2 separate regions of the Homo sapiens genome follow, and region 2 is linked to region 1. A link is a loop called in an ENCODE intact Hi-C map of the cell type or tissue named here. Cell type or tissue: MCF 10A. All regions are shown on one strand. Each heading gives the region's core, and the rest is flanking DNA. Links, peaks and the distances in the headings are about the cores only.

Evidence for each region. A loop is a pair of places that touch in the nucleus more often than their neighbours do. Peaks named below come from ENCODE experiments on the same cell type or tissue, not always from the same donor. Only the 100,000 strongest peaks of a DNase experiment are listed, where the experiment ranks them.
Region 2: a loop joins it to region 1, with 6 times the contacts of the local background. A loop is called at or near these places in 4 of 110 quality-filtered maps.

The regions. Positions count from the first base shown.
Region 1 is chr2:24,821,322-24,836,994 of GRCh38, forward strand. It overlaps ADCY3 (adenylate cyclase 3), which reads right to left. Exons shown (of 22, transcript NM_004036.5): 9 at 15,596-15,673; 10 at 13,473-13,615; 11 at 13,164-13,325; 12 at 10,341-10,428; 13 at 9,388-9,504; 14 at 6,581-6,840; 15 at 6,225-6,287; 16 at 4,724-4,805; 17 at 3,057-3,215; 18 at 1,888-2,034; 19 at 1,190-1,309; 20 at 196-319. It overlaps LOC105377626 (a long non-coding RNA gene), which reads right to left and starts at 13,145. Exons shown (of 2, transcript XR_939842.3): 1 at 12,421-13,145; 2 at 10,759-11,039. CENPO (centromere protein O) reads left to right here. Exons shown (of 8, transcript NM_001322101.2): 8 at 1-1,055. RefSeq lists enhancers at 645-1,188, 1,189-1,733, 4,145-4,704, 4,705-5,263, 12,353-13,277 and 1 more and a silencer at 11,879-12,173. In MCF 10A, for the core only: CTCF peaks have their summits at 3,901 (motif pointing right) and 6,492 (motif pointing left); a DNase peak (open chromatin) is centred at 6,480.
Region 2 is chr2:24,219,200-24,234,872 of GRCh38, forward strand. It overlaps ITSN2 (intersectin 2), which reads right to left. Exons shown (of 40, transcript NM_006277.3): 30 at 1,746-1,867. Among named protein-coding and RNA genes, the nearest start is that of FAM228A, 52 kb to the left of the region's middle. In MCF 10A, for the core only: CTCF peaks have their summits at 9,455 (motif pointing right) and 9,661; no DNase peak of the experiment used is centred there.

The DNA.
Region 1 (15,673 bases), core at 3,236-11,235:
CAGCTGGGTTTTTGGTTTAGTCATCTAGAGTCGTCTGGACTAAAGGTCTTTCAGGTCTCCTTGCCCTGTGAGTGCGTGAACCTCCCCACCCGAATTGCCTCAGTTGTCCTGAGCCTCATGTCTCTCCTGGTGGTGGGCCAGGCCCCTGCATGGGAAGGGAGCCTGCTGCGGGGCAGGCCAGCTGGGGGTGCTCACCTATGCGCAGCATGAAGTTATTGAAGGACTGGTTGTTGATGTTGGTGAGCGTATCCTTCATGGCCAGCGCGAAGTCGGCCAGGTCAGCCAGGTGCTGCCAGCGCTCTCTCTCGGACTTGTCTTCCTGTGCCAGGGGACCGTGGAGAAAGTGTCAGGGGCCGCTCACTGCAGCAGCCTGCTCTGCTGCCTTCCCTGGCAGTGTTCTGGGGGTGGATTCCCTACACCTAGATGTTCAAGGCCTTACTTTTCCTCCCACAAAGGAGTCGCAGCCACGCTAGCTCTGACTTGCCACTGTGACAAAGTTCACGTAGCAGGTCTAGGCAAAGACTGGGCAATTGAGCAGAGGAGACGGACCTGTGAGTCTGACCACGAGGCGGACCCCTTCACCTTGGCTGGGCCTGGTCCTGGTCCTTAGGTTTTGTCAGGTTGTCCTTGTTTGGATCCCTCAACTAGGTGATAAGCACTGGAGGGGGATGACCCGCCTTGGACGTGTTTCTTTAACCTCATCCATATAATAGGGCCGTGGGATGGTTGTAGAGGTAAAGCAGGATGATGGTGTTTTAAGACCAGAGCTTGGGACCAGGGCTCCTACACCTAATTTTCTCTCCTGGTAGCTGAACAAAGGTCTAAATTAGCTTAACAAAAGAACAGGCTGCCGTCAGCCAGAGTTCTGAAGGCCATGCTTTCAGTTTCCCTTGTTGACAATTGCTCTCCAGTTCCTATGAAAGCACAGAGCCTTAGGGGGCCTGGCCACAGAACACAACCATCTTAGGCCTGAGCTGTGAACAGCAGGGGGTTGTGTGTCTGTTCTGTTTCTCTGCTTGCCGAACTTTCTCAATAAACCCTATTTCTTATTTATATTTACGTGGTGCTGGTGGTGTGTGTCTGGGACCACTTTGCACAGCAGTTCTTATTTCCCCCATGCTAGGTCTGGGCTGCCAATCTCTTGCCTTGGGGGCAGAGCCTCATCTCTCTGGCTACTGGGGTTAGCTACCTTGTTGGAGCTGGCAAAGCCATTGGTGTTGACATCGGGGGTGACTCCTGAAGCCGCCATATACGTGCTGCCAATGGTTTTGATCTTGGTGATCACCCGGAACTTGGGATTGTCCAGGAGCTGAGGCCAGGATTCAGGAAAGAATTGTCAGCAGTCAAGGGAGAGGAATGACCCAACCCAGTGACAGATGTACCTGTTTACAAGGACCCCACTAAACCCAAGAGACACTTTCCTATCAAAGTTGTTACTTAGTCTACCGCTTATCTGCCACATGATCCTGGGAGAACTTCCTAACTTTCTGGGCCTGTTTCCACAACCTCAACACTGACATAAAATCGGCAGTCTCCTAGGGGGGCTCCGCGCGTGTGTAAAAGCATTCTCCCTGGTATACAGGTCACCCAGTCAATGCTGACCGGCTCTGAATTTGAGGAGACAGTCCCAGGACAGAGAGGTCTCGAGATGTTGCTTGGCCAGTCCTTATCCTTATCCTGTGACCCTGTGGGTGATTTCCCGGGCTCCCACCTCACCTCCCCTTCCCCAGCCCAGCAGTTCCAGGTGGCTGCAGAAGTCCATGTATTGCGGAAGGGGCTTATCTGGGAAAATGAAGCCAGTTTCTCTGGCCTCTGCAGCCTATTGTAGGATGTGATGTGGAATGGGCCGGCTTCATGGCCAGAGTGCAGGGTGGGATGGGCACTCACAGAGTCAAAATCTGAGATGATTTCATTGAGGAAACGCAGACACTCAATACCACCATTGTTGATGCTCTCCTCTGTGTAGAAGTCAGCAAAGTTGGGCAGGGAGGCAAACATGACTCCAATCTCATCATACGTCTGGCTATACAGCTCCTAAAAAGAGGTGCGGACAACGTGCTCAAAGCATGTCCGACTGACTGGATGATGTGTTGGAGAAATGCATCTATCTTCCATGCATGACATGTGCACTCAGCTTTTTGGACTCACACATCAGTCAGATTATTCCAGCATTTTTTTTTTTTTTTTTAAGAGTGGGTCTTGCTGTGTTTCCCAGGCTGGAGTGCAGTGGCAGTAAACAAGCACAATTAGGTATGATCGAAGCACACTGCGGCCTTGAACACCAGGTATCTGGGACCACAGACACATGTCACCATGCCCGGCTGTAGATTATTCCAACTCTGAATAATTTAAAAATAGCTCATCGCTACTTTTTTTTTTTTTTTTTGAGAGATGGAGTCTTGCTGTGTCACCCAGGCTGGAGTTGAGTGGCACAATCTCAGCTCACTGCAACCTCCACCTCCCGGGTTCAAGTGAGTCTCCTGTCTCAGTTTCCCGAGTAGCTGGGACGACAGGTGTGCACCACCGCGTCCAGTTAATTTTTGTATTTTTTAGTAGAGACAGGGTTTCACTATTTGTTGCCCAGGCTGGTCTCAAACTCCTGACCTCAGATGATCCACCCGCCTCGGCCTCCCAAAGTGCCGGGATTACAGGCATGAGCCACTGTGCCCGGCCACTACTTTGAATAAATTTTAAAACAGCTTCTCTAGTTCCTCTAACAGCCCCAGCTGTGAAGACGAGGGTACCGTAGAGCTGGGAACCACTCTGTTTGGAGAAGTTCACAGGCAACAGAAAGGTGGGCTCTAGCCAAAGTCTTGTCTTCTGACACATGGCCTCAGAGCTGTACGGCCCACATCACGATGCCTACAGCAGTGCACTTTATAAGAGGCCGGAGAAATTCCTCTTTTGCTTATTTGTGTTTGCTGTTTAGGTTCAGCCCTACCTAGGCCCCAGTCCCCTGTCCCTGAGAAGGCCTGGGCCCAGCGGGGGCTGCCTGAAAGAAAGAACAGATGGAGACAAATGGCCTCATGGTTCCGGGCTGAGACCACACCCCTCACCTCATCTCTCTTCTTGGACCCCAGGAAATGGCGTGCCACGTGCTCAGGCAACATGTTGGTGACCAAGGCCTCGTTCCAGCGTCGCATCTCATAGACACGTTCCTTCTGGTCGTGGACCTCAATCTTCCACAAGAAAAGTGTCCGTGCCAGTTTTTCTACCTACAGACACAGACAAGGCGAGGCATGTGCTCTAAGCTGGCCACTGGATAGAAGGATGAAAAACAGGAATGGCCAGGCGTGGCGGTTCATGCCTGTAATCCCAGCACTTTGGGAGGCCGAGGCAGGCGGATCACCTGAGGTCAGGAGTTCGAGACCAGCCTGACCAACATGGTGAAACCCTGTCTCTACTAAAAATACAAAAATTAGCCGGGCATGGTGGCGGGCACCTGTAATCCCAGCTACTCGGGAGGCTGAGGCAGGAGAATCAACTTGAACCCAGGAGGCAGAGGTTGCAGTGAGCCGAGATCGCACCACTGCACTCCAGCCTGGGCAAAAGAGTGAGACTCAGTCTCAAAAAAAGAAGAAAAACAGGAACGTGAATGGAGGAACTCCCCTTGGAAAGGCTGGAAGGAAGATGGCTAAATGGCAAGGGAAGTAAGACCCTGCAAAGATTGCACCTCATCAAAAGGCCACCCAATAGTGGTGCGGTTCCCAGCCTCCGTAATTACAGCAGAGATCCAGGAGGCCTTCCGTGTGTAGGGGGCCTCTTGGGACCTAATTTCAGCTGCAGGTCTGTCTCGTGGAGGTGGCAGCAGTGGGGATCTCCCAACTCAGGGTGGAGTCCCCCTTTCTAGCAGGCGCCATTTGGGTAAGAAGTGGCTTGGGAAGGCTGTACTTCCCTGGAAAGCCAGTAGGGGGCACTTGAACTAACATTGGGCCCTAAGTACAGAGGATCTTTCTCTTCCCTCTCTTCCTTCTCTTTTCCTTTTTTGTCCGGTTGAGTGCGGTGGTTGTGGCGGGGGGGGGGGGGGTGCGGGGGGGGTGTCTCACTTTGTCACCCAGGCTGGAGTGCAGTGGTGTGATCTCAGCTTACTACAGCCTCAACCTCCTAGATTCAAGCAATCCTCCTGCCTCAGCCTCTCAAGTAGCTGGGATTACAGGTGCGGGCCACCATGCCTGGCTAATTTTTGTATTTTTTAGTAGAGACAGGGTTTCACCATATTGCCCAGGCTGGTCTCAGACTCCTGGACTCAAGTGATCCTCCACCCTCAGCCTCCCAAAATGAGCCACTGCACCGGCCTTCTCTTTTCCTTTTAACCCAACAGAAAGTCCATCAGCTCCCTTCTCTTTCTCTTCTGGCTCTGTGGTCAGTTGTGTTAATGTCCCTCAGCGCCACGGGGAGTGCGGGGGCCATGAGCCCCTGGCCTAGGGGATATTGATTTGATTCAAGATGTTTGTGCCTTCACTCTATCCCCTCCCACCTTCACTCCCATGCTTCCTTCACCATCCTGGAGGGGGTCGGACGGAAGAGGTGAGGAACTGTCTTCCTGTGTGACTGAGGAAGGAGCCTGAATAGAGAAGGCGGTGGCCTGACCAGGCTCACGTGTGGGGCTGGGTGAAGGGAAGCCCCATTCCTTAGGAGCTTGGGCTCTTAGGTCCCAGGGCTGCTTCTCAGGAGGCCCTGTGGGCTGTGGGCACAGAGCGGGGATCGTGCAGGCGGCACTCACGTGGCGGGAGAAGTAGTAGAAGCTGAGCATCATGAGGAACACCATCACCGTCATAGAGTACTTGGAAGGCACCAGGGGCAGCCTGCTGGGCAGAGCGTGTGCAACTGAAAGGGCTGTCATCTGCCTCCTGGAGGGGGCCTGATTCCCTCCAACTAGATGGTGCTGCTTCCTGCCACCCCAGCCCTAGAGCTCACCCCGGCTCCTTAGGCCCTTTCACATCAAGTCGGGCTCCCCCGGGCAGTAAAATTTTCTTAACTCACTGGGCTCCTCTCCAACAGCCAGGCAACCCCTGGCCCCTCCTGGCTGCACCTGGTATTCACATCAGGGCTGCTCCCCAGGTATTTAAGAAACACTGCATTGCCTGACTGATCACAGAGGTAGCTACAACCATGCAGGAATTTGGAGAAGCAAGAGACATCAGTGATGGGATTTCATAGCCATGGGACTGGGGTACAATCTCACCATGGCTTTTTACCTTGTTCATACATATTTTTATGTGGAGCTGTGGTTAGTTTCCATTACCGTATGGTATTTCACTGCATGAATATACCAGTTATGTATCCATTTCCTGTTGATGTCATTTGGGTTGTTTTCATTTGTTTTGGGGGAGGGGGTATGTCTATTACGAACAGTGCCACTTTGGACATTCTCATACATATATCCTGGGACATGAGTATGTGCATGAATTTCTCTAAGATGTGTGTATATATATATATACACATATACACACGTCTGCGTGGGTGTGTATGTAGGAGTGGAATTGCTGGGACACAGGTTTATTTTCAACCTTACTAAATAGATCAAAATATTTTCTAACACGGTTGTACTAACTCATACTCCCACCAGGAGTGTAAGAGTTACTATTGTACTTGATATTGTCAGAGTTATCTGGACCGGTACGTGTGTGATGGTATCTCACTAGGGTGTAACTGGCATTTCCTTGATTACTTGAGTGCCATTTATTAGTGGCCATTTAGAGTTCTTCTTTTGCTAAGGGCTATGCAGGTTTTACCCCTCTTCTATTAGGTCATCTTTTTATTTCTAAACTTCCTTGAAGGTCTGTTCAAGTCATGGAATCATAAAATTTTAAAACCTTGGCACTGGCAGGGACCTTAGAGAACTTCTGGTTCAGTATCCTCCTCAAGAGATGAAATTGCAACTCATGGAAACGGACCTGCCTGTGACCCACAGAGAATTACTGCCTGCTGCAGGCTCAGAAGCCAGGTCCAAATCCAAAGCGTCTTCCTCCCTCCTCATTTTCCTGCTGCCTGTCTGTCCTGCCAGCCAGTTACATGCAGCTGCCATCCACCTGGTATTTCCTTCCCTCCTCACTGCACTGCTGCAGCCCTCCTGGAGGAACCCATGCCAGCTTCTCTAACCTGCACGTATCAGGTCACGTGCCTCCCGGGAGGGTGAGATCCCGGGGCTTGGGCCTGTTATATTCCTGTCTCTAGAAGAAGGGCTGTGAGTGCAGGCCAGGAGGGGAAGCCGTGGCCCTTACCTGTCAGTGCCATTGAGCCCAGGGTTGAATCCTTGCATCTGCTCTAAGGCCACCATAGGTAAGCTGTTGGACAGATAACAGCACAGTCAGGCCCCATCTGGGAACAAGAGCCTGATGCCCAGCCAGGCACCGGGGTATCCCAAGTCCTCCACTCGGGGAGAATGGGAAGAATCTATTCTCAGGTCCTAGCCAAACAGTGATACGTCTGTGAGCAGCCAGGAACTGGTTCTTGAACAAGCCTTTGAGGACCCCTAGTGGCAGAAAGCCACCTCAGCACAGGCCCATGAGCTTGAACTGAGGACTTTGCGGGCGGGAGGAAGGAGACAATACAGATCCCCAGTCACGCTTCATCTTACTCGTGCTCCCGAAAACGCTTGTGGTCGTATTCATCAAAGACGGGACGCCAGGCATAGAGGTTGATGGTGGCCACGGCGCCTGCGACGAGCAGCATGAGCGTGAGCTTCACCATGTGGCTGACCTGCACCAGCATGATGGTGGCGATGAGGGACAGCACGGCCACATAGTTGTAATACTTGGGGTTCTCCAGGCAGCTGCCCTCCGTTTCCATCCCTGCCGTTGCATTGCTGGGTCCCGTGTAGTACTGGAGACAGCTGAGCTGGAGGCCAGGACGGCGGGCAGGGACACACGTTCAAGAGAACAGCAGGTGCTGGTCACAGAGGGCTGTGCATGGTAGTGCACGCTCAGCTGCCACCTCCCGCGGCTCCCCCAGAAATACCGGGAAAGATGGGGAAATTTACCAGGGACTAATCATATGAAAGTTAGTAACTGCAGCTAAGAGCCTCGCCGTTGCCTCATTTGACATTCACAAAAACTCTCTCGAGTATTTTTAGTACTGTCCCTATTGTACAGAAAACTCGGGCCAGATTTGCCCAAACACAATTAGCAAGCAGAAAAGCCAAAAGTAGGAGCCAAGTCTTTAGGCTTCAAATCCAACATGTTCTTCCCCATATCACACTGTTGCTTCAGGAGGGGCCACGGGACCATGAGCCCCACTCACAGCCTCCCCGTGATGACAGCTAGTCTCTGCCCAAATCCTTCCATTGGGGGGATGTTCACTGCCTTCTGGATTCTTTACTGGTTCTGCTACTGGGCAGATGCGGCCGGGAGAAAGCGCATCCAGAACCGGAATCAACCCCCCCTTTTTGTAACTTTCACCCACAGGGCAACCTTGTCTTGCTTGCGCGATTCCCGCCATGTCATTCTAGCATGAGCAGTTGTTACACCTCCCTAGCTTTTTACCCCTCCATGAGTGACAGCATCTCCAGGTGTCCTGTACAGTGTCCAGGACCCCATGCAGTGGTGACCTCCACACCTGGGTGCCAGGTTCCAGGCATGTTGTGACATGCAGGGGGCCTGGGGCTTCTCTTCCCTGGGTAGTGGGCACCAGCAACCCCTGGCCAAGGTAGGCTCTGGAGCCCCTAACTCCTCATTCCCAGTAGACTTATTCTTTTTTTTCTTTTTTTTTTTTGAGATGGAGTCTCGCTCTGTCGCCCAGACTGGCGTGCAGTGGTGCATTCTTGGCTCACTGCAACCTCCACCTCCCAGGTTCAAGCGATTCTCCTGCCTCAGCTGCCCAAGTAGCTGGAATTACAGGCTCGTGCCATTGTGGCTGGCTAATTTTTGTATTTTTAGTAGAGACGGGGTTTCACCATCTTGGCCAGGCTGGTCTCAAACTCCTGACCTCAAGTGATCTGCCTGCCTCAGCCTCCCAAAGTGCTGGAATTACAAGTGTGAGCCACCGCGCCCGGCCCCCCACTGGACTTCTGATTAGCTGCAGCCCTGGAGCTTTTTCACTTATACCACTGGCAGAATAAGTCTCCATGTTGGTTGTATTTGTGTGCTCCAATTTTTTTTTTTTTTTTTTTTTTTTTTTTGAGACAAAGTCTCACTCTGTTGCCAGGCTGGAGTGCAGTGCACAATCTCGGCTCACTGCAAGCTCCACCTCCCGGGTTCACGCCATTCTCCTGCCTCAGCCTCCTGAGTAGCTGGGACTACAGGCGCCTGCCACCACGCCCGGCTAATTTTTTTGTATTTTTAGTAGAGACGGGGTTTCAACTGTGTTAGCCAGGATGATTTCGATCTCCTGACCTCGTGATCCGCCCGCCTTGGCCTCCCAAAGTGCTGGGATTACAGGCGTGAGCCACTGCGCCCGGCACCGTGTGCTCCAATTGTTAAAGTACAACAATAACATTATATTTGAAAAAAAAGGAAGATAGTGTATATGGTACTACCACAATTAGAGGAGGCCGTGACAACTGACAAGAGAACACTGATGACAGCTCCAGGCATGTAGTGCTCAATACGTGCCCAGTGGTTCTAAACCAATAGATCTGGGCTCCCAACTCCTGTCCCTTTTCCCCAAGAAAGCATTTGGCTGCCCCCTCAGGGAGGAAGAATACACAGGACTGGGACTTAGAACTGCCTCCATTCTGGACTCTGTCACTTCCTGGCTGTGTGACCTAGAGCAAGTGAATTACCTTTTTTTTTTTTTTTTGAGACGGAGTCTTGCTGTCGCCTAGGCTGGAGTGCAGCGGCTCAATCTCGGCTCACTGCAACCTCCGCCTCCTGGGTTCAAGCGATTCTCCTGCTTCAGCCTCCCAAGTAGCTGGGATTACAGGTGTGCACCACCATGCCTGGCTAATTTTTGTATTTTTAGTACAGATGGGGTTTCACCATGTTGGCCAGGCTGGTTTCGAACTCCTGACCTCGTGATCCGCCCACCTTGGCCTCCCAAAGTGCTGGGATTACAGGCGTGAGCTACCGCGCCCAACCAATTACCCTTTTTGAGAGTTAGTTTCTCCCTATGAAACTGCAGATACTGGTACAACTGCTCAGGACTTTTTCACAGATTAAATGAATCAACATACATAAGGTACCTAGCACAGGCCTGGGCACATGGAACTGTGCTCTCGGACTCTGGGAGAGGAGCTTCAAGGAAACAAGTCCATCCCAGAGGCTCCCTGGATGACAGGGACAAGACTCCTTCCACTAGGTGGGGATGATGTGTTTGGGAACCTAAGAGCCACTCCAAAGCTACATGACGGTGGAGGGATGGACTGAGAAACTGCTTGTGTGACCCAAACAGAAGCCCTTCTCCACTGAGAACAGGGGCGTCCCTTCAACAAGGACAGCAGGAGCTCACCATGTCCACGACATTTGCCATCACCAGGATGAAGATGGCGAGCATGGCCCAGGTGTTCCTGGCCCAGCGGGTCCGGTCAATCCAAGTTGAGAAGGCCACAAGCTTCTTAGGAAAGGCCTAGAAGGAACAGAATTTCAAGGGCCATGAGCCTTTGCCAGTCCTTTCTCCTGCGACGTGACTGACAGCAACTCAGGCTGGTCCCGTATTCCAGTCCCAGGAGCCTCAAAACGGACTCTGCCTGGGAGTCACCTGACAGCTGACCAAGGGGCAGAGCTGAGAAGAGGGCGTGGGAGTTCTGACGCTGTGTTGGACCTCCTCGATGTGCCTGTTCAACAGCACAGCCTCCAGGTCGCAGCCCTTTCCACAGCAGACGTGGTGACGAGGTGAGGCCAGGGCAGGAACAGTTTTCAGGGCTGCTCGTCTCTGGCCAGCTACTCCTGCCTATCCTGGCTCCAAGTGACCTGGCGAGCCACCTGTCAGATTTATGTTCCTAAACACTGCTTTACCTTTGTCATTCTGATTAAAAAAAAAAAAAACTCTGCTTGGTACCTCAGTGCCTTACAGGAGAAAGTTTTAATCCCTTTAGTCTGGCTTCTAAGGGCCTTCACCATCGGGGCCAACCCACCTTCCAGCCGGCCCTCCACTTCCTCTCTACCCAGGTTCTTGTTTACCCAGACTCTGCCGTACTCATACGTGCTGCAGCGCCACGGCCCAACAAGGCCCACCACGGCCCAGCCGTGGCCCACCACAGCCTGCCACAGCCTGGTGGCCCAGCCAGAGGGAGTGCTCTGCTGATGGTGAATGAATGGATGGGCAAGTGCCTGGACCGTCCTAACAGAGGAGTGTCTGCCTGTCAGATTTGACAGAAAGAATAACTCCATCACTGCCCAGTTTTACAGGGAGTGCCACTCACTTCCAGAGGCTTCTGAGCTCAGTAGAAAAGTGCCTCTTACCCGGGGAAAGATGGCAGCCAGGGAGCAGATGGTCAGGATGAGGAGCAGAATCTCCCCCACCATGAAGGTCACATAGTTTGTCATTAGCCTGTGACAGAGAGAAGACAATTGGGAGAGGCCAGAGGGGACAGTGAGATGGGGTGAGGGGCTAGGAGAGGAAGGGACGGGGATGGGGGCAGGGGCCAGGGGACAGCGGACAGGGGGCAGGGGACAGTGGACAGGGGCCAGGGGGCAGGGGACAGCGGACAGGGGCCAGGGGACAGCGGACAGTGGCCAGGGGACAGCAGACAGGGGCAGGGGCCAGGGGGCAGCGGACAGGGACTGGGGGCAGGGGCCGGGGGCAGGGGCCAGCAGACAGGGACCGGGGGCAGGGGCCAGCAGACAAGGACCGGGGGAAGGGGGCAGGGGGCAGGGGACAGGGGCCGGGGGCAGGGGACGGGGAGGCCTCTCAGCACAGCACGAGCCTGTACAGCTCCACGCGGTGCCAGGGAATTGCTGCTGCCTGCCGTGCAGAACAGGACAAAGGCCCTGATGAGACGGGCCGCCAGCTGAGTGCCGGCCTGGGAGCGGGCCACTCTCCAGCTGCAGCTGCTGCCTGGGACATTTCCCAGAGAGGGAACAACTCACAGGTGGCCTGGGCACAGCCCAGGATAAACTTGGGCAGGGATCTTAGGAATGCACCCCTGCCATGTCGCTGTGCTGAAAGGACAGAGCACGGAGCAGCATCACTCCCTCGCTGCCGGGGGCTAAGAGTCTGCCTGTGACAGCCACCCCCAGCTTCACAGTGGACACACTCAACACATCCACCTTAACCTGACAACTCCCGGAAACCTGTTCTCTATACCCTCTGCTCACACCCATTCCCGTTTAACCCCTCCCTGGAAGGTGTCCTTGCCAAGAGCCCCAGAAGCCTCCTGGTAGCTAAATCCATGTCCCATTTTCAGTCACCTCTCACCCCTCCTTGAGACACTTTTCTCGCTTGGTTTCTTGAGTCCTTTTCTGTCTCTGCATCTGGACACGCTGCCTTGAGCTCAGCAAGTCTCGTGTTGCAGCACAGCCTGCATGCTGGTGATGCCAGGTTCACGTCTCCAACCCCACCCGCCCTCCAAACTCCAGATCATGGATGCTGGCCTCCTTGGCTTGTGGGCACTGCAAACTTCACGTGTCCCAAAGCAAACTCCTGATCTTTGCCTCTCCACTCTCATCTTTCCACCTTGTCCCCATCTTGGTTAACGGCACCCCCGTCCTGCCAGTTGCTCAGATCAGAAGCCCAGGAGACATCCTCAACTCCACACTCACGCCCCACAACCAATCTGCCAGCAAATCCTGTCAGCTCTGTCTCCAAAATACATTCAGCATCTATCGACGGAATCCAACCACTGATCCTCCTCTATCCTCGGCCTGGCCTGGCCACCACAGTGGCTTGTCTGGGCCGCTATTTGGTCTCACTGCTCCCGCTGTGCTCACTAAGCGCTGTTCTCAGCAGGAGTGAGCCTCTCCAGGCATATGTCACAACAGGGGACTCCTCTGCTCCCTTGTTCTGGCGGCCTCCTGTGTTAAGAGTGGAAGCTGGCACCCTGCAGTGGCGTGTAGGAGGCCCCACGTCTGTGCTGGACTCCTGCTACTCTTCCTGTGGCCCGTTCCCAATGCGATGCCTCCTCACTGTGCCTCCAGGGGCCAGGCCACTCCAGCCTCAGCACCTCTATCCGAAGCAGGTGTCCCCCAGATAGGAGAAGGCTCGCCCCTCACCCGCTTCCAGGCGTTACTGAAATATTATCCTGCCAGCAAGTCCTGCTCTGACCATCCCACATCAAAATGCAAACAAAACAAAACAAAGCTCCCCAGCAGCATACCCGCCTCCCTTCCTTGCCTTCCCTGTGTCTGCAGTACTTACTCTCGCATGGATGCATATTTTAATTGTTTAATTGCTTTTGCCTGTAGCTTCCCCTACCAGAACCCAAGTTTCACGAGAGCAGGGGTTTCTGTGTGCCGCATCGCTGCCATAGCCCCAGCCCTTGATCCCCACGCATGAAGCAGACAACCAATCAATACTTATGGAATGAGTGAATTTGAGCCTCACCACAGTCGTGAGTGTCCGCTAGGGCAGGGGTTGTTCTCCTCATTTCACAGATGAGGAAACAGATGCTGCCGGAGCCTGCAGTGGCCTGCACGTGGTCACACACCCGCAACCTTAGATAGTGTGACCCAGCCCAAGGCTCCTGACAAACTGTAATCCCAGCAGGGTTCCAGACCCCTCCTCTGTGACGGGGAATCCCCGATTGGCCGAGGGGAGAAAGGGAGAACAAGAGAGTGGTCGTCACCCTCAGACAGGGCTTCACCAGCTGGGGACTCCAGGAGGCCACACCTTGCCCTGGAGGACCTACTGCTGCGTTAGAGAGGGCGTCAGTCTGTGCCCACAGCCTAAAATCTATCTTTACCAAGATGAGCCAAGAGAGGGGCCAGGTCAGCCTTGGTGACTGAGACTGACGCAGTGTCCCCATCTTTGTCCCAAGAATCAGTGTGGGCCCATCTAGCCAAGGTCTCCAGCCTTCTGGAGGCCTCTGTCCCTCAGCTCTCTTGATCCTGGCCAGATCCCCATTCTGACGCTAGGACTGCTCCAAAACGCGGGGCAGGGAAAAGGAAGGATGCCCAGGGTGCCGTCTAGCACTCCTGGGGCCTGTGGGGGCCGTCCCAGTGGGGGTCAGGGAGCAGAGACTGGCTTGCTCCCCAATGTCAGGCTCCCGCTGAGACACCTGCCCCCGCCCCCCGCCCGGCACCACCGCAGCCGAGGAAACTCGTGGCCCTCCCCGGCCCCTCCCTCACCAGGGGTCGATGAGTATCTCGACCAGGGCCGTGCAGAGCAGGACGACGCAGGAGCAGCTGAAGGCAGCCCCACTCTGCTTCTCCTTCTCCACCGAGTAGCGGGTTTCCATCTCGGGGTCCATGAACCGCATGGACAAGAGGAAGGTGTTTCTCTTCTTTACTCTGCAGTGGGAACAAGCCCCATGAATCCCAAATGCCACATCTGCCTTGGCCTAGCAGGGGGGCCGTATTTGGGATGCTCAGTTTCCTGAATCCCTTGTCAGGGCCCGGGAGGAGTGGTGGGCCTGGACGCTTCCGGGTGGCGCTTACACTTGGGCGGACTCTCGCTCAAGCAGGGCCTCGTTGAGCAGCTGGTTGAGCTCGTGCTCATCTTCAGAGGCATCCACCACTCGGTCAGCCAGGTCCTGCAGGCGCAGCCTCCGGCGTGGGTTGGGGAATGAGGGGTTGTCGGCCTGTGAGCCAGGGAGGCAGCGTGAGTGGGGCAGATGGGACAGAGTGGTGGGGAAGAGCTGGGAAAGACAGAGGTGGAGGAGGAAAGGAACAAAAGAGGGCATACTCGGAGGACCAATCCCTCCAGCTCTAAAATCCCTTTCCGGGAAGTCTTCCCCATGCTCCCACGTGGCTCCATGTGGCCTGGATCTACACCCAAAGCTCCAGTCTTTCCTGGCTCCCCGGGCCCCCCACCCAGAGCTCTGCAGGGAGGGTCCGCTAATGACAGCATTGTAGGGAGCAGCCCCTGGCTCCTGAGCAGGAGACCTGTAATCGGAGACAGCTGCTGGGCTGAGGCAGTCCTGGCACTTCCTGCTGTATTGATGTGGGGGCCATATACATTGGCAGCCTGGGGACATGAATGGCTCCCAACTCTAGGGCTTCAGGGAACTGTTAAAGGAACTCACATCTGGCTCATTTGGAAAGGAAGATCTGAGGGGGAAAGTGATGGGAGAGAGAAGAATGTCCTCATCACTAGAGGGCTGACAAGGGGCGGGTAGGTGGAGCTGGGGCACCCACTACCCTTTTATTCCCAGTTCCAAAGAAAAAGCATCAACTCCAAAAACAGGAATCCTGGCTGTGATGACACAGCCATCAGTCTGAATAGTCACTGAGACGGGCTGAGAGCTGTCTGAACGGGTTCAACAGTGCATCTGGGAGCCACAGTCACGACTCCCTGGGGCCGGGCACGGTGACTCACGCCTGTCATCCCAGCACTCTGGGAGGCTGAGGTGGGTGGATCACTTGAGGTCAGGAGTTTGAGACCAGACTGGCCAACATAGTGAAACTCCATCTTTACTAAAAATACAAAAATTAGCCAGGCATGGTGGTACACGCCTGTAATCACAGCTACTTGGGAGGCTGAGGCAGGAGAATCTCTTGCACCCGGGAGGCAGAGGTTGCAGTGAGCCAAGATCGCGCCACTGCACTCCAGCCTGGGTGACAGCGTGACTCCATCTCAAAAAAAAAAAAAAAAGACTCCCTGGTCTTAAGCACAGGCACAGGTGTGCCACTGGTTGACAGTTTGACCCCAGATAATGTTTCCCCAGCCACATCTTCCCCTTCTGTAAAATCACGTGGATGGTCTGTGGCAGCAGCGGGAACCTGTTCCTGAAGCAGATCCGGGAGCAGCGTGGCCCTGGCTGAGGGTCAGGGCCCGAAAAATCAGGCTGCTAAAGCTGCATCTGTGTCCTCCTTGCTAGTGAGTGCCCTGAGTCTGGACCCCCACTTTCTATCAAGAAAACTGCAACAAGGAAAAGTTACTGAATGTTGGGGGACTCAAGAAAAACCTAATTTACCCTGAGCCCCATCTACCCTCTTGTTCTACGGCATCTGCTCTAATGGCACCAGGGCCAGCTCTCCTGTCCCCCTCACGCGGTGAGCCCGAGCAGGGCAGACATCCCATCTCTGCAGCACTGACCTCCATCAGTGAACGTGCTCCAGACGCCCTGCGGTCAGGGACCAGTTCTGGGTGCTCCCCAAGAGGCACCCTGCACTCTGGGACAGCATGCTAATTCCTCGCCTTTGGGGGCTAAGGAAATATCCCATCTTGCATGGAACTTGTGGGGCTTGAACCTAGCCAGAGGGGTGAGTCCAGGTCTGATATCTCACTTCCAAAATGGTCTCAGATCCTATATAATTTTCCATGGATGTCCTCACTGATCTCAAATCTACAGGATTCCGGGCCATCAGAGCTACAAAGGCCTCCGAGCTAAGCACCTCTTTTGACCTTACTCACCCCGGCATGTAACTGATGAGGAGACAGTGGGGTTTTGCGGGGCTGGAGGGGTGACCTGTCCATGGTTACAGTGCTAAGCAGGAGCAGGTCCTGGGTGGTGGCCAGGTCTCCCCAGCACAGGACTCCTGCTGCAGGAACGTATTGCTTCCTGGTGCCTGCCCGCATCTGGCCCTCAGTGACCCCCTGCCCTGAGCCCTGCACATACCTGGGCATCCTGCTCCTCGGGCTTCTCCGACGTGGACCCACTGCTGTGGGCACTCCCGTTGGGCTCCTTGGTCTCAAT
Region 2 (15,673 bases), core at 4,636-12,635, 600 kb before region 1:
GTACCTCTCTCCATCCAACAGGACTCTGAATTCCTGGAGGACAAGAACTTTCTTTCATCTCTGTTCTCTGGCATAGCCCTTTGCACATCGTGGTTTGTAATTCATGTTTACAGAGTTGAGTTGAACATGGATTCACAGAATTCAAGTACAAGTGCTGGGCACTCTCTAAAGAGAGTTTTACAGTTCCAAATCAGACTGAAGACACTAGGCCACTCCTGTGAGAGCAGCCCTGGAAAGACGGCCGGCCTGCTCGGAGGCTGCTATGGAGGGACAGGGAAGAGTCTGGCTGTCCATCTGTTTGTTTATTTGCTGATTCATTCATGCCCCTCTAGCCATCCATGTAGCTGCTTTGTGCCGGGCTTGGTGAGGTAAGCAGATGGGAATAAGCTGGTCAGGCCTCTGGGAACCTTCATGAGGATGGTCATAAGAAGGCCTCACCTGTGAATGGTGCTTTTCACCCAGAATCCTGGACCCAGACCTGATGCTTCACTCCTCAGAGTATGGGGCAAGCACCCGGTGCCTGCTCACCTCTGTCCTAGTGTTAGGGAGACCTCCACACCTACTTACAGTGCCTTAGGACTGGAATCTGACCAGCAGCAGGGCTGATCCTTGTAGGGGATTAATCAAAATGATGGGCTTTTCTTCTAGGCCATCTATCCTGGCCAGAGAGGTGCAGACATAAACACACCCAATTCACTGACTACTTATGGAAAGGCCGACCAAGGGCCAGGCTAAGTTTTGGGAACACAGGATGAAGGCTGCACGGTCCCTGTTCTCAGTGAGCCCACAGGCGTGCAGTGAAGATAGATATCACCAACCGAGAAGTGCCATATAGTTTGCATGGGAGGGGAACAAGTATTCCATGTCTGGATATCCCAGGCATTAGGCCTGCGTTTAAGGTGGAGAGTGAATCCAGGGCAGGGCTTGCTGGGGAACAGACGCAGAAGGACGCAGCCTCTGCTCCATTCAGCTATGAAAGGCATGGCCAGGTATACGCTGCACCTGTTGGGTGTGTGGGGGTAGGGGACGCCTGTTCTTTTCAGGTGGTTTGTTAATGTAACTGGTCTTCTCACCTGAGGGCCTGTACACTGGGAACTGAAAGGCATGGAAACAAAGGTATAGTAGAAATGGAAAGTCTTCTTTTGTTCACTCAAGCACAAATCATTTTAAAGTGCTACTCGAATAAGGATAGCTGTCATCAGCGTAGAGGTCACTGGTATAAACAAACAGTAGCTATATGATATTTGGGAACTATTTTACAATATGCTCCCATTGGGTTTTCCAAACTGATACAACCATGAGGTGAACACTTTCACTGTTTCACAGTTCCTCCAGAGATACCAGTTTATGAAAATGTCAGATGTTAAAACAGATATTAGGCAAATATCCAAGGAAGCTACGGTCTGCCATAGGCCCTTCCCATCCACTCTATCCCCGTCCTTCCTTGATGGGGCTCCTGCCACATCCAACGAAGCCATGCGAATGCCCTCTTGTTCTCCCGCTTCACTCTGAGTGACCTCATCTGGGGGAAAGAGCTCATTAGAGACTTTCAATCTCAAGCATTATCCGGCAGGCAGAGACAGCATTTGGAGGATGTGAGAGCTTCCGTCACTATTTGTGAATTCACACATCAAAAGTGATGCCTTGCTTTGACTCTGCGTGGAGGCAGCCCTGAGTCTGATGCCCACCATCTCTCATGAGAGACAGCAGATACCCCGAGAGCTAGCCAGCAGCAGCCTCCTCACCTCGACGACGAGCTGAAGGTCAGCCATGTACCGCTCTTCGGTCTGAATCAGCTCATGAATATAGCCCTGTCTTTTCCTCTCAATTGGCTGCATTGTGTCCAGGGTTTGCAGATCAGCACACCCTGTGGAAAAAACAGGGTAGTTTAAAATATTACTTTAGTCAACTTTGTAGAAAATAGACATTTGTCAGCAGATGTGCTGGGTTTACAAATGCTGCTTTGAAAGAATGACGCAGCCTTAAAAAGGACGCTGCTAACTTCTGCAGAGCAGCATGCGTACGCGGAGAGTTGGCATTAATGAGCCGGCACTCACAGCTCCAAAGTGGCAAATCAGCAATGTCTGTAACATTTCAATGTGCTCCTAATTTCTTTTCAGAACTGTGCAGAGCGTGTGAAGAATCTCACCACCTCAAGACATTTTTCGAAGTTACTGAAATGATTAAATGAATCAGATGCTTCAGACCACTCCAAACTGCAGGTCATGAGCCATTAGTGGGTCATTATATCATTTTGGTTTTAAAATGCTGGTCAGGCCCAGCATTAAAAAATAAATAAATAGAAATTACCATGCATATGGCTTTGGTAAATATTGTGAAATGTTTAGTTATGTATGTATTCGAAATGTAAAATGTATTTCTCACTGTGAGCTACTGTTAAAAAAATGTTTGAGAAACAGTCTCTAGATTTCTTAAAGGAAAGTTCTAAGGTTATAAAACCTGAAATTCCCAGATCCCAGCAATTCCCAGAAGACCACTGCCTCATCTCACTAGAACAAATAACTCCTGGTACACTGCAGATATCCAGCCACAAATGACAGGAAAGTCACAAGCAACCTTGCATCAGGGTGAGAGGTACTGCATTCACTATGGATCAATTCACAGGCACATCACAGCTGAACTAGATGTCAAACTATGAAGTGACATAATTCCAGAGTCACTTAACAAGTAGCTGAGGGCTTGCCTATACACAGTGATGTGGCGAAATACCTCAGGAAACCCTTCTTAGAAAAAAAAGCAAAAGCAGCCGGGCATGGTGGCTCACACCTTTGGGAGTAATCCCAGCACTTTGGGAGGCCAAGGTGGGTGTATCACGAGGTCAGGAGATCGAGACCATCCTGGCTAACACGGTGAAACCCCGTCTCTACTAAAATTACAAAAAATTAGCCAGGCGTGGTGGTGGGCGCCTGTAGTCCCAGCTACTCAGGAGGCTGAGGCAGCAGAATGGTGTGAACCCAGGAGGTGGAGGTTGCAGTGAGCCGAGATCGCACCACTGCACTCCAGCCTGGGCAAAAGAGCAAGACTTCATCTCCAAAAAAAAAAAAAAAAAAAAAAGCAAAAGCAGTGGAAGTTGTCAGAATCAAAATGGAGTCACTTGTGTTAAAAATCCTGACAAAGGGCCAGGGAAGGCCATGAAGAGAGAGTTCTCATCCATGAATACTTGATAACTAGAACTATCACAAAAGACTGCAAAACCACAAACTTACATAAAGGCCATGGTGACCTGACACAAAAAAATAGTCCTGCAAGGTTATCTGCCCAGCAACTGCCTGTCCAACCTCGGACAAGTGCCACCCTTATTGATTCTCACGGCCAAGGATAATTATATATTTAAAAAAATTATGTGATCCTCTTCATTTTTCCTTTAAAAACTTTTGTCCTCCTTTAGTTCTCTGAATATGCACCTGTTGGTATGCATATTCCCATTACAATAACTATTTTTCTTTTCTTTTTTTTTTTTTTTTTTTTTTTGGAGACAGAGTCTCCCTGTGTCAGCCAGGCTGGAGTGCAATGGCGCAAATCTCGGCTCACTGCAACCTCTGCCTTCTGGGTGCAAGTGATTCTCCTGCCTCAGCCTCCTGAGTGGCTGGGATTACAGGCACACACCACCACGCCCAGCTAATTTTTGTATTTTTAGTAGAGATGGGGTTTCACCGTATTGGCCAGGCTGGTCTCGAACTCCTGATCTCAGGTGATCCGCCCACCTTGGCCTCCCAAAGTGCTGGGATTACAGGCATGAGCCCCATGCCCGGTGCAATAACTATTCTTAAATAAATATCACTTTCTTTTAGAGAGTCTCCCTCTCCGTTATTTAGGTTGACAGCATGTAGGTACCCAGCAAGCTACAACATGAGGCAGCAAGTGGCTTGTGTCAGAAAACTGGGAAAGAGACGAATGAAGTAGGGAAGACCTTCTGTAGCTAAGGCAACCAAGAAGGGCAGCAGAGCGAAGGCGCACCCTGCACCTGCCAGGACACTGTCCATCCAGCAGGGCGTGTTGCTCTTTCCAATTTCCTTTGCATTTGTATACATTTTGTATAGATCTGGGCTTACAGACAGTTCTAAGGAAGACAGCTTTTCTATATTCTACAGATGTTGCCAACAGCTTTAAAGAAATTACTCCCACAGAGAACAAAAAAATAAATGAATAAGGCAGGTTATGTTTGGTGTTTCTAAAAAGAAATCATAGACTGTGGTGCCTGTAATCCCAGCACTGTGGGAGGCTGAGGCGGGAGGATCACTTGTGCCTAGGAGTTGAAGACCAGCCTGGGCAACAAAGTGAGACTCTCATCTCTACCAAATTAAAAAAAAAAAAATTAGCCAGGCGTGGTGGCATGTGCCTGTAGTCCCAGCTACTTGGGAGGCTAAGGCTGGGAGGACTGCTTGAGTCTGAGAGTTCAAGTTTGCAGTGAGCTGTGACTGCACCACTGTACTCCAGGCCAGATAAGAGTGAGACCCTGTTTCAAAAAAAAAAAAAAAAGGAAAAGAAAGGAACAGGGAGAAGGAAGGAAAAAGTGAATGTAAGGGGAAAGGGAAGGGGAGGGGAGGGGAGGGGAGTGAGGGAAGAAGGAAGGAGTGAAAGAAGGAAGGGAAGGGAAGGAAGGGAAAAAAAGGAAAGAAACAAGAAAAAGAAAGAAAGAAAGGAAAGAAAGAAAAAAAAGAAAGAAGAAAAATAAAGAAAAGAAAGAAATAAATCATAATGCCACTGTCATGTTCAAAATTGTTACGCTTTTAGGGAGATAGTATTTTATTATCTTCTGCCAGGGGGAACTGCAGAGGGTAACTGAGTGTTAAAAAAAATCACTGAGGCTAATCCAAATGTCTGCTTGACGAGGCTTTTGTGGAGCAAGGAGAGGCTTGGTGACCAGACACCTGGCGAAATGGCACTGATCCTGATATGATCCAGTGGTGCTACTCGGTGTGGCCAGGTGATTGATGGAGGGAACTCAGACCAGTTTCCAAGGTTGCCCCACCTCCCACACCACTGTCTTACAAACTTCATGTTCTGCTTTCAAGACTTTTGCCATATCCACATTCCATCTCTATTATTATTTACTTAATATTTTTCTCTAAACGTACTCGTGTTTGAAGTTAAGTGTGCTCATTATGTTTCTTCTAATAATCATTAAAGCAAATATATAATCATTCGAATGAAACAGGTCCATTTTGTGTACCAGTGCGTTGAGCACCACAAGGATACAACTATCACACCTTGGGAAACAATGATTTACATTAAAAACCACAAGTATTGGCCACTGTATCTGGAATAATACCTTGGAATAATAGCAAGAACCTCAGATATTTGTTTCTAAAACTAGACTATACATTGCATTAGCTGTAGCAGGATAATGTGGGGACACCCCTGGCATGCCATGCCTAGCTGACCCTTTTGCATTTCATCATGACGGCTCTTCAACTTTTTTTTTTTTTTTGAGACGGAGTCTCACTGTGTGGCCCAGGCTGGAGTGCAGCGGCGCGATCTCGGCTCACTACAACCTCCGCCTCCCGGGTTCAAGCGATTCTCCTGCCTCAGTCTCCGAGTAGCTGGAACTACAGGTGCCCACCACACCCAGCTAATTTTTGTATCTTTAGTAGAGACGGGGTTTCGCCATGTTGGCCAGGCTGGTCTCCAACTACTGGCCTCAAGTGCTCTGCCCATCTCGGCCTCTCGAAGTGCTGGGATTACAGGCGTGAGCCACCACGCCTGGCCTGCTCTTAAATTTTTACCCTCTGTTTAAGTTTCCAACCCAGCTCCTACCCTCACTTCCAGATGCTCTTACCTCTGATGTCAGGGAAAAAATAAAGACACGAGGCCTCTCTTCCTCCCCTTCTGTCTGTCCATTTGTCCCTGTGTGTCCTTCCTGAGTTAGGGAAGGAGGGGTCCTGTTTCTTTCTAAAGCCACTGTCTGTAGTCAGCCTCTCCTCCAGGGCCCCTCCCTTTCCTTCACGCTTCTATGTTCACTCTTCGCCATTTCCTTCTTAGCCCATAAACATTGCTAAGTGTCCCTCCTATCCCACTGTTTGAAACCAACCAACAAGCACACTTCTCCAACCCTGCCCCCTCCTCAGCACCGCCTGCCTTTGGTCTCATTGGCAAATGTCACTAGAGGGGTTTACACCCATGGCCAACTCTCGCTAGCTTTCCCTGTCACATCTCCACTCGGGATTCTGGTTTCTGCCCCACTGCCCGACACTGCTCTCGGGAAGGTATCGATGACCTTGGCATTGCCAAGTTCAGTGACCTCTTCTGAGCTTGCACCCTCCCCTGCCGGCCCACAGCACAGGCGCCTTGGATGGGAGGCTTTTTTGGAGACTTGAGTCTGCCTTTCTCAGCCCTTGAGCCTCTCCTCTTCTTGGTGTTTCCTTCTGTCTTCTGCCTCTTGCCTGCTGCCTGGCTCTCTGCTCCCCCCAGTCCAGCAAATGCCAAAATAGGCTCCTGATGCTCCTGTCCTGTGCGGTCAGATGAATCCAGACAATGCTGCAGGCTGTATATCTCACTCGCAGGGCCCCAGTGCACATTAGCCTATTAGGCAGTGAGAAACTCTGTGCTACAGAAAAATTTGATGAGCTCAGGGTTCCCAACACGTATTTGACCACAGAATCCTCTTTTTTTGAGAGGAGGGAGGGTAACATCTTTTTTGTCCTGAGAAAAGTCCTGATGAACTGAGGAATTCGGGTTTTATGGATAGGATACACCCCTTTGCCACTCTCTATACCTGCATTGTCAATAGAGTAGCCCTTAGCAAGCTGTGACCGCTGAACACATGCAGTGTTTCCATGGTACTGGTTTGTATCTGTCTTTTAACATTACACATCGTCTAACTGGTGCTGTTGTTAATCTGTGTAGTTACGGTGTCAGTGGCTCTGACTGCAGACCAGGGACTGTGTCTAACACATTTCTGTAATAGCAAGCTGAGCACAGCGTGTTGGCTACCTGCAGTCAGGGAATATTTGTTAGGGGATAGAATATTGTGTTGGTCCTAGGCCTGTTTGTGCCCAGGTCCATTTCTCACCTTTTCCCTGTTCTGCTCTGGGCTGCAAAAAAGCCAATCCTGCAGGCTGTTTTTTCTAAGCTTCTGTTCTATTTGGCCTCTGCCTGGGTTTGGCCAATGAGAGGAAACTCTGGCAGGAGACTGAATGTTACAGGGTGGAGTAGGAAAAATGTCCTCTCTCCAGAAGAGTGACATGATTAAAAAGTTTTTTGTCTGTTAAGTAATGAATGGAAATGCTGGGCTTGCATCTTACACAAACTTGGAGTTCAAGAATTCAGATGAATTAACACAAAAATTGGCCAGGTATGGTGGCTCACACCTGTAATCCAAGCACTTTGGGAGGCCGAGGTGGGCAGATCACTTGAGGTCAGGAGTTCTATTAGCGGTAAATGTGCTCAGACTTTGTCTGAAAATGTATTTATTTCTCTGTCATCCATGAATTAGATTTCTAGCTGGACAGTTATTTTTTCTCTGTGTTGTGTGTTATGTGCAGCCAGTCTAATTGCTGTTCATGTGGTTATTCTGGTTTTTCTTGGTGCTCACTTGAGGTCTGAGCACAAAGGAATCAATATTACTGTAGAAAAATGTTTACTGAATGTAGCTGGAAAATTACACATTTAACATTATTTTCAGATATTTCACTTTAAAGAAAAAGAACTTCCTAATCTCCCCAGGTAGCCTCCTCTGTTATTTTACTGGACCTATTGCTAACATTTAGTAGAGATGAAACCCCATCTCTATTAAAAATACAAAAATTAGCCAGGGGTGGTGGCGTCTGCCTGTAGTCCCAGCTACTTGGGAGGCTGAGGCAGGAGAATCACTTGAACCTGGGAGGCAGAGGCTGCAGTGAGCTGAGATCGTGTCACTGCACTCCAGCCTGGGCGATACAGCAAGACTCCATCTCAAAAAAAGAAAAAGAAAAACAAAAAACAACACAAAAATTGGTCACTAGCTGGTGATACCCTTAGGGTGACTGGCCAAAGGAATGGTGCAACTGGCCTGGAGGGTCACACTCACAACTGTGGCTCCATGAGATTCCACAGAAAAACCAAGTCTCATTAAAGATGAGCTCAAAGTAAAAAAAAAAAAAAAAAAATTACAAAAAACGGGAAAAATCCACCATAAATTGAAAAATGAGGATTAGAACACCAAGAACATATGACAGTAGAACAAAAATACACATGGAGATGTAAAATATATATGTTTAACATTACTCAAGACACATAATGAAGGGCTTGAAGCCATAGGTAGTCTATTAAAAGAAAGAATAAGGAGAGTTGAAAAAGAATAAAAATGGCAAATATTGTCATGGAAATGATAAATTAATAGATTAAATAGCAGATTAAACACATCCTAGGAATTAGTAAACCTAAAAACAGATGTGAAGAATTATTTAGAATGTAGCCCAGAAAGAAACAGAGATGGAAGGCTGGGCATGGTGGCTCACACCTGTAATCTGAGCACTTTGGGAGGCCAAGGCGGGTGGATCACCTGAGGTCAAGAGTTCAAGACCAGCCTGGCCAACAGGGTGAACCGTCTCTACTAAAAATACAAAAAATTAGCGGGGCATGGTGGCGGGTGCCTGTAATCCCAGCTACTCAGGAGGCTGAGGCAGGAGAATTGCTTGAACCTGGGAGGCAGAGGTTGTTGTGAGCCAAGATCGTGCCATTGCACTAAAAAAAGAAAAAAAAGATGGAAAACATAAAACGGAAGTTAAGAGACACAGAGGACAGAATGACAAGGCCCAACATACATCTGACAGGTAGTCCAGGAGAAGGGAATAGAAAGAATTGAGAGAGGTAATATTGAGATTATAATGGCTGAGACTTTTCTAGAATTGAAGAATGATACAATGCCTCAAATTCAGAACAATGGCTTCTGATTAGGAAAAAAATAAATCCATACCAGAACACCAAGGAGGGAAGAAAAAACATGATTAAACAGTCAGAAAGAAAAATCAGAATAACCACATGAACAGCAATTAGACTGGCTGCACATAACACACAACACAGAGAAAAAAATAACTGTCCAGCTAAAAATCTAAATCACAGATGACAGAGAAATAAACACATTTTCAGACAAAGTCTGAGCGCATTTACCACTAATAGACATGACTGGAAAAACTATTAAAAGACGTATTTCAGGAAGAAGGAAATTACATAAGAAGGAAAAAGAAAAGAGATATGAGAAATGGTGAGCCAAAATACTAGTAAATGTGTAAGAAATCAAAATAATCATTGACTGTATAAAACAACAATAATACTAAGTTGGCAGGTATAAATACAAGGTGAAGTTAAAACACAAAAATGTAATAACATGAAAGACATAAGAGAATCATTAGAGATAAATCATCCTCCTTGCATTGATCAGCAGAAGGAAGAGATATTGATCAAAGGCAAACAGGTATGTTAAAAATGGAAAGGTAACCACTCAAAGAACAGACATAGACTACATAATTTCCCAACCAGTAGAGGGCAATAAAAGAAACAAAGAAACTTGATCAGTGCGACAGAAGTCCCTGTGTCAGCAGAACAAAAAGGGGCAAAGAAAATGCCTGGTAAATAGAAAATACATAATAAAATAGATACAAATAAAAGTATTAAATTGTTTTAATCAATGTAAATGGCTTAAATCTGTCAGTGAAAAGAGAGGCTCTGGATTAAAAATCAGGTCATAGAAGTGTTGGAAGTAGTGGGCTAGAAAAAGCTATCCAAATAAAAATTCTAAAAGCAACTGGGGAGGTTTTATTACAACAGACAAATTAGGCTTTAAGGACCCGTATGAGATGGTAGAAACATTCACCAGGAAGAAGAATAATTCTGATCTTATTTGCAACTAACAGGAAAGCCTCAAAGTGTAAAATAAAAAAACAACTAACAGGAAAGCCTCAAAGTGTAAAATAAAAAACTAAGACCCATACCCCACCTCCCTCCAAAAAAAAGAAAAAACTGACATATCTATAATCGTAGTAGAGTTTAATATAGTTCTCTCAATGAAAATTAATGAGAATATGAAAGATTTGAACACTATTAACAAGGTTAACATATGAACACACATACAAGAGACTATACATTCTTTTTCCATAGAACCAGGCTGGGCGTGCTGGCTCACTCACGCCTGTAATCCCAGCACTTTGGGAGGTCGAGGTGGGCAGATCACTTGAGGTCAGGAGTTCGAGCCCAGCCTGGCTAACATGGCGAAACCCCATCTCTATTAAAAACGCAAAAATTAGCTGAGTGTGGTGACAGGCGCCTGTAATCCCAACTACTCAGGAGGCTGAGGTGCGAGAATCACTTGAACCCAGGAGGCAGAGGTTGTAGTGAGCCAAGATTGTGCCACTGCACTCTAGCCTGGGTGACAGAGTAAGACACTGTCTCAACAACAACACAAAGAACCCACAGAACCAATTTCAACAAACACCAAGGAATCAATATTACTGTAGAAAAATGTTTACTGAATGTAGCTGGAAAATTATACATTTAACATTATTTTCAGATATTTCACTTTAAAGAAAAAGAACTTCCTAATCTCCCCAGGTAGCCTCCTCCGTTATTTTACTTGACCTATCGCTAACATCTGTGATTGCTGATGACTCGATCCTCATGAGATCCTTTTTCACTCGTCTTCCAGGTCACCACCTCTCCTCTCCTCATATCCTCCCACCTCACTGGTCTGCCCTTCCACGGCTCCTTTGCTCGTTCCTCCTCAACTCTCCAGACTTCTAATGTCGCAGTGCCCTAAGATTCAGTCCTTGGAACTTTCCTCGACATACTCAGAGCCTTGGTGACCCAGTTCATTCTCATGGCTTATTTATGTACTGATAGGCTCCCAAATTTACACTCCAGCCTGAACATCTTCCCTGAACTTCTTCACACGTTCTGCTGTATACTCAGTATCCCCATTCAGATGTCTAAAAGGCACATCAAAGTAACATCAAAAGCCAAACCCCTAATCATCTCCCAACCTGCTCCTCTATAATTTTCCACCTCAGTGGATGGCAATATCATCTCTCCAGCTGCTCACGCCACCTGATACTTCTCACACTTCACATTCAATCCACCTGTGGGATCCCTCTTCACAATACATCCAGACCACTTCTCACACGTCCCCCATGGCTGTTCTGATCCAAGTTATCATCATCTTGTGCTTGGATTACTGAAGTAGCTTTCCAATGGATCTCCTGGCTTCTGATCCCTTCCCCTCTTTAATCTGGCAAGGCAGAGCAGTACTGTTAAAACACACCAGATCATGTCACTCCTTTCATTAAAACCCTTGGCTGGGTGCGGTGGCTCACGCCTGTAATCCCAGCACTTTGGGAGGCCGAGGTGGGTGGATCACCTGAGGTCAAGAGTTGGAGACCAGCCTGGCCAACATGGTGGAACCCCGTCTCTACTAAAAATATAAAAATTAGCTGGGCATGGTGGTGGGCACTTGTAATCCCATCTACTTGGGAGGCCGAGGCTGGAGAATTGCTTGAACCCAGGAGGCAGAGGTTGCAGTGACCGGAGATCATGCCATTGCACTCCAGCCTGGGCGACAAGAGTGAAACTCCATCTCAAAAAAAAGAAATAAAAATAAAAATAATAAAAACCCTCCAATGGGTTCTTCTCACTCCAAACAAAAGCCAAAGTTTATAAATAGCCCACAAGAACCTAAACAACCTCCTTCATTTCCTAGGTCACACCCAGACCCTCGCTTCCTCCTTCTCTCCTGCTCTTCCCTCTTCCCACCGCACAGGCCTCCGCACTATTCCTCAGGCACCACAGGATGCTCCTGCTGCAGGGATTTTGCAGGTGCAAAATCTGCCCAGAATGATCTTCCAGATATCCGCATGGCTCCCTCCAGATATCCTCACACCCCTCCAGTCTCTGCCTGCCGTCACTATCTCAGAGAGGTTTTATCTGAGTATTTTATTCAAAATAAAATCCCTCTGGATCCACCTCCCTTGCAGAACTCCCATTCCTCTTCCCTGCTTCATTTTTCTAAGATGCTACACACTTCACATTCTCATTTTGTTCGTTTTCTGTTTTAGCCTACTCAAACACCAGCTCCAAGATGGCAGAAATTTTTGTCTTATAATTTGCCACATCCCCAGTGTCTGACACACAGGAGGGCTTCGATAAGCATTTATGGAATGTGATGTGAAGATACACTCTGAGCTTCAGGAGACAGTACAGCAGTGTTGACTACAGGCAGTCAGAGAAATTGATGAAAACTTCCTGGTAGGTCCTTTTTGGTAGACAAGAAGAGTGGGCAAAGAAGAAAGATGAGAGATCATGGCTACTATCAGGTTGATGTTCCCAGAGGAATAATTAGTAGTGGGCTGGGCCACAAGACCCACCCCCACACTGTGGGAGGATGTGGAGACTGAGAGACAAGTTATGAATCATAGGTATGTCGCACCATAGTTGGGAAGCACTATTCCAAGTTACAGTGCAAGCAAGAATAAGAAGCAAACAAGAGATGCCTAAGAAAGGAGAGGGGAAAGATCTGGGCAGATTCCAGGAGGTAAAGGACAAAAGACAATCTGTGATGACGAACACAGAGAGTGCTTGTTCAGATTATGTCACAAGTCCCACAAAAGTCCTTGCCCATTTGGAGGGGAGCAGTGCCGGTGAACAATGCTATTCTCTGTGTGCCCACTTATGCGGCCAGAGTATCACATAATGGTTTCCAGTTATACTGTAGTTAAGCTCAGTGAAAAGATGAGATTTTTAACAGTAAATCTAGATGAATAAACTGCATTTTCTGAAGGCTGCCTTTTTATTGAAGTTTTATCAGGACACTAGAAAGTTACAAGATATTTTATGTTGTAAAAGAATAGCTTTTCATCCACTTGGCAAATATTTATTGAGTACCGGGTAGCATGCTTCCACCACAAAGATATTTGTTTTTACTTTTGGAAATTTAAATAATTACTGGACAAATTTCTAAATTCATGTCTTTTTGAGGCCTGTCAAGTTCTACTCCATTAGGAGCTATGTTGCTCCTGTAAGCACAAAAAGGAAAGAAGTTGAAATCATATTCTAATGTTGCAGACCATCAGAAAGCAAACTATTTGCCTATCAGAAAATAGTCATATTCTAGAATTTCCAAAAGCAACTATATTGACAAGTGCAACCAGATAAAGACAAATTTTATTGGTTTTATTTTTACTTTTGAATCTACTGTAAAAGGTCATAAGCCTAAGACAGCAATGACCTCCTAATGATAGACAAAAGCGCAGACCTGGCCCCAGAGAGCAGTTAGTTCAGGCTAAAATCTGCATTACCTTCTAACCTGCCAGACTTGTACCATGACTCAATTGAGGGAGTTAATGTGAGATGCAGGATATAGACTATTATAAAGAGATATGAAATAGTAGTTTCATCATGTTAGAACTTTCAATTCTAACAATAAAAATAACTATACCAATATGTGTATGATGATTTTCAAACCCTGATCAATCCTCCGAATAACTGATAACAGCTCTGACCCCTGCTCTATAAGTAAATAGATAATCTGAAGCTTAGTGGTGAAGAGACTTACCAGATAAATTAGAGCTACTACATATCTAAATCTAGGTAACTTGATTCAAGTCTTATACTTTCCAATGGCAGGCCATTTAAGATGATGCTTACACTGCAATTACTGGAGATTCCATGTATAAACCTACCAGGTCCTATGCTTGGTGAACTGAATTCTAAAGGCAAAAAAGGTTTAGGATAAATATTCTGAATGCCAATTAGCCCAAAGCAATGAAAAAGCAAACAAGGCCCTTACTCTAACTCTTTTTTATGTCTAAGTGATATAATTATTCCCTTACACACCCTTCTACTCTGTCACACACACAATTAGGACCTTGTATCTAATAGCCAGTTCCAAAGAGACTGTTCCATGCACTGTAGCACTTTGTATCAGTGCACTGATTACTACAGTTCTGTCCTTGGGCAATACGGGTTTCATATGCACATATATATTTTTTCTTAGTATTACTGAACAGCTTATTACACCATTAATCTCCCCCAATGGTATGTTCATATAACTCATGTTTTCCACTTGTTTATGACTACATACATAATTGGAGACTTTGCCCCAAATTGCTGAGTTTAGGACACACAAATTCTATAGCACTGGCTGACTCTGACTTCAGGTGGCTAATGGATGACCACCGGTGACACAGGGATCCCAGTGGCAGGTTCTTCGGTACCTTGGAATGTAACTTGACCAGCTTGGATTCATTTAAAGCAGTTAATTTTCTTTACCCTCCATCTTGCAATTAACTGATGACTGTTCTGCTTTTGTGGTTGGGAGTTAAGAGCAGCTCCCAGTTAATGGAAAGCAGCATGTGGGGGTGGCTAAGAGAATGAGTTCTGAAGTCAGATCTGGACTTGAGTTCCAACTCTACTACTTACTCAGACAACCCAAAGATTAGTTCATGACTTGGTACACAGCAAATATTTACTAAATGTTAGCTGTTATTTCTAGTATCTATTATGTGTCAGACATTAAACTTGTGCTTTACAAACCCCTTAAGCCTCATGTGCAATGTGGGTATTATTATTCTCACTTATACAGACCAGGCTAAGGCTCGGAGGGGTGAGCTAGCTGAGACAGGAATCAAAGCAATCCTCCCACTATACTTCCCACTACACTCATTTATCGTTCTCTTTGAAAGAGTAAGTGATTTTTGCCTTTTGACAAGCTTAAAACATCTCTCTTAAGAATGTCCTTCATAATTTGTTGTTCTTTAAAGCAAAGTTTAAAAAGTGATTCTAAAACTGATTCTAAAAGTTTATACGGAGAGGCAAAAGACCCAGAATAGCCAACAAAAAAATTAAAGGAGAAGAATAAAACTGAAGAACTGACACTACCTGACCTCAAGACTTACTAGAAAGCTGCAGTAATCAAGCCAGTGTGATACTGGCCAAAGAATACACAAATAGATCAATGAAACAGAATAGAGCCCAGAAATAGACCCATATAAATAGAGTCAACTGACCTTTGACAAAGGAGCAAAGGCAATACAATGGGGCAAAGATACTCTTTTCAACAAATGATGCTGGAACAACTGGCCATCCAAATGCGAAAAAAAAAAAAGAAATTGTCTTTAAAATGAAATATAGACACAGGTCTCTACTGTTCGCAAAAATCAACTCAAAATGCATCACAAACCTAAATCTGAAACACAAAACTATAAAGCTCCCAGAAAATAGTGTAAGCGAAAATCTAGATAACCTTGGGTTTAGTGATGACTCTTTAGATATGATACCAAAGACACAATCCATGAAAGAAAGAGTTGATAAGCTGGACTTCATTAAATGTAAACACTTTCATTCTGCAAAAGATGTGGTCAAGAGAATGAGAAGACAAGGCACAGACTGAAAAAAAATTTGCAAAAGACGTATCTGATAAAGAACTATTTTTCAAAATATGGAAAGGACTCTTTTAACAGTTCAACAATAAGAAAACAAATAAAAAAATGGGCCAAAGACCTTAACAGATGCCTCATGGAAAAAGATATGCAGATGGCAAATAAGCATATAAAAAGATGCTTTGCATCATACGTTGTTGGGAAAATGCAAATTAAAACAAAAATGAGATACCACTACACACCTGTTAGAATGGCCAGAATCTGTAACACTGACACCACCAAATGCTGGCAAGGATGTGGAACAACAG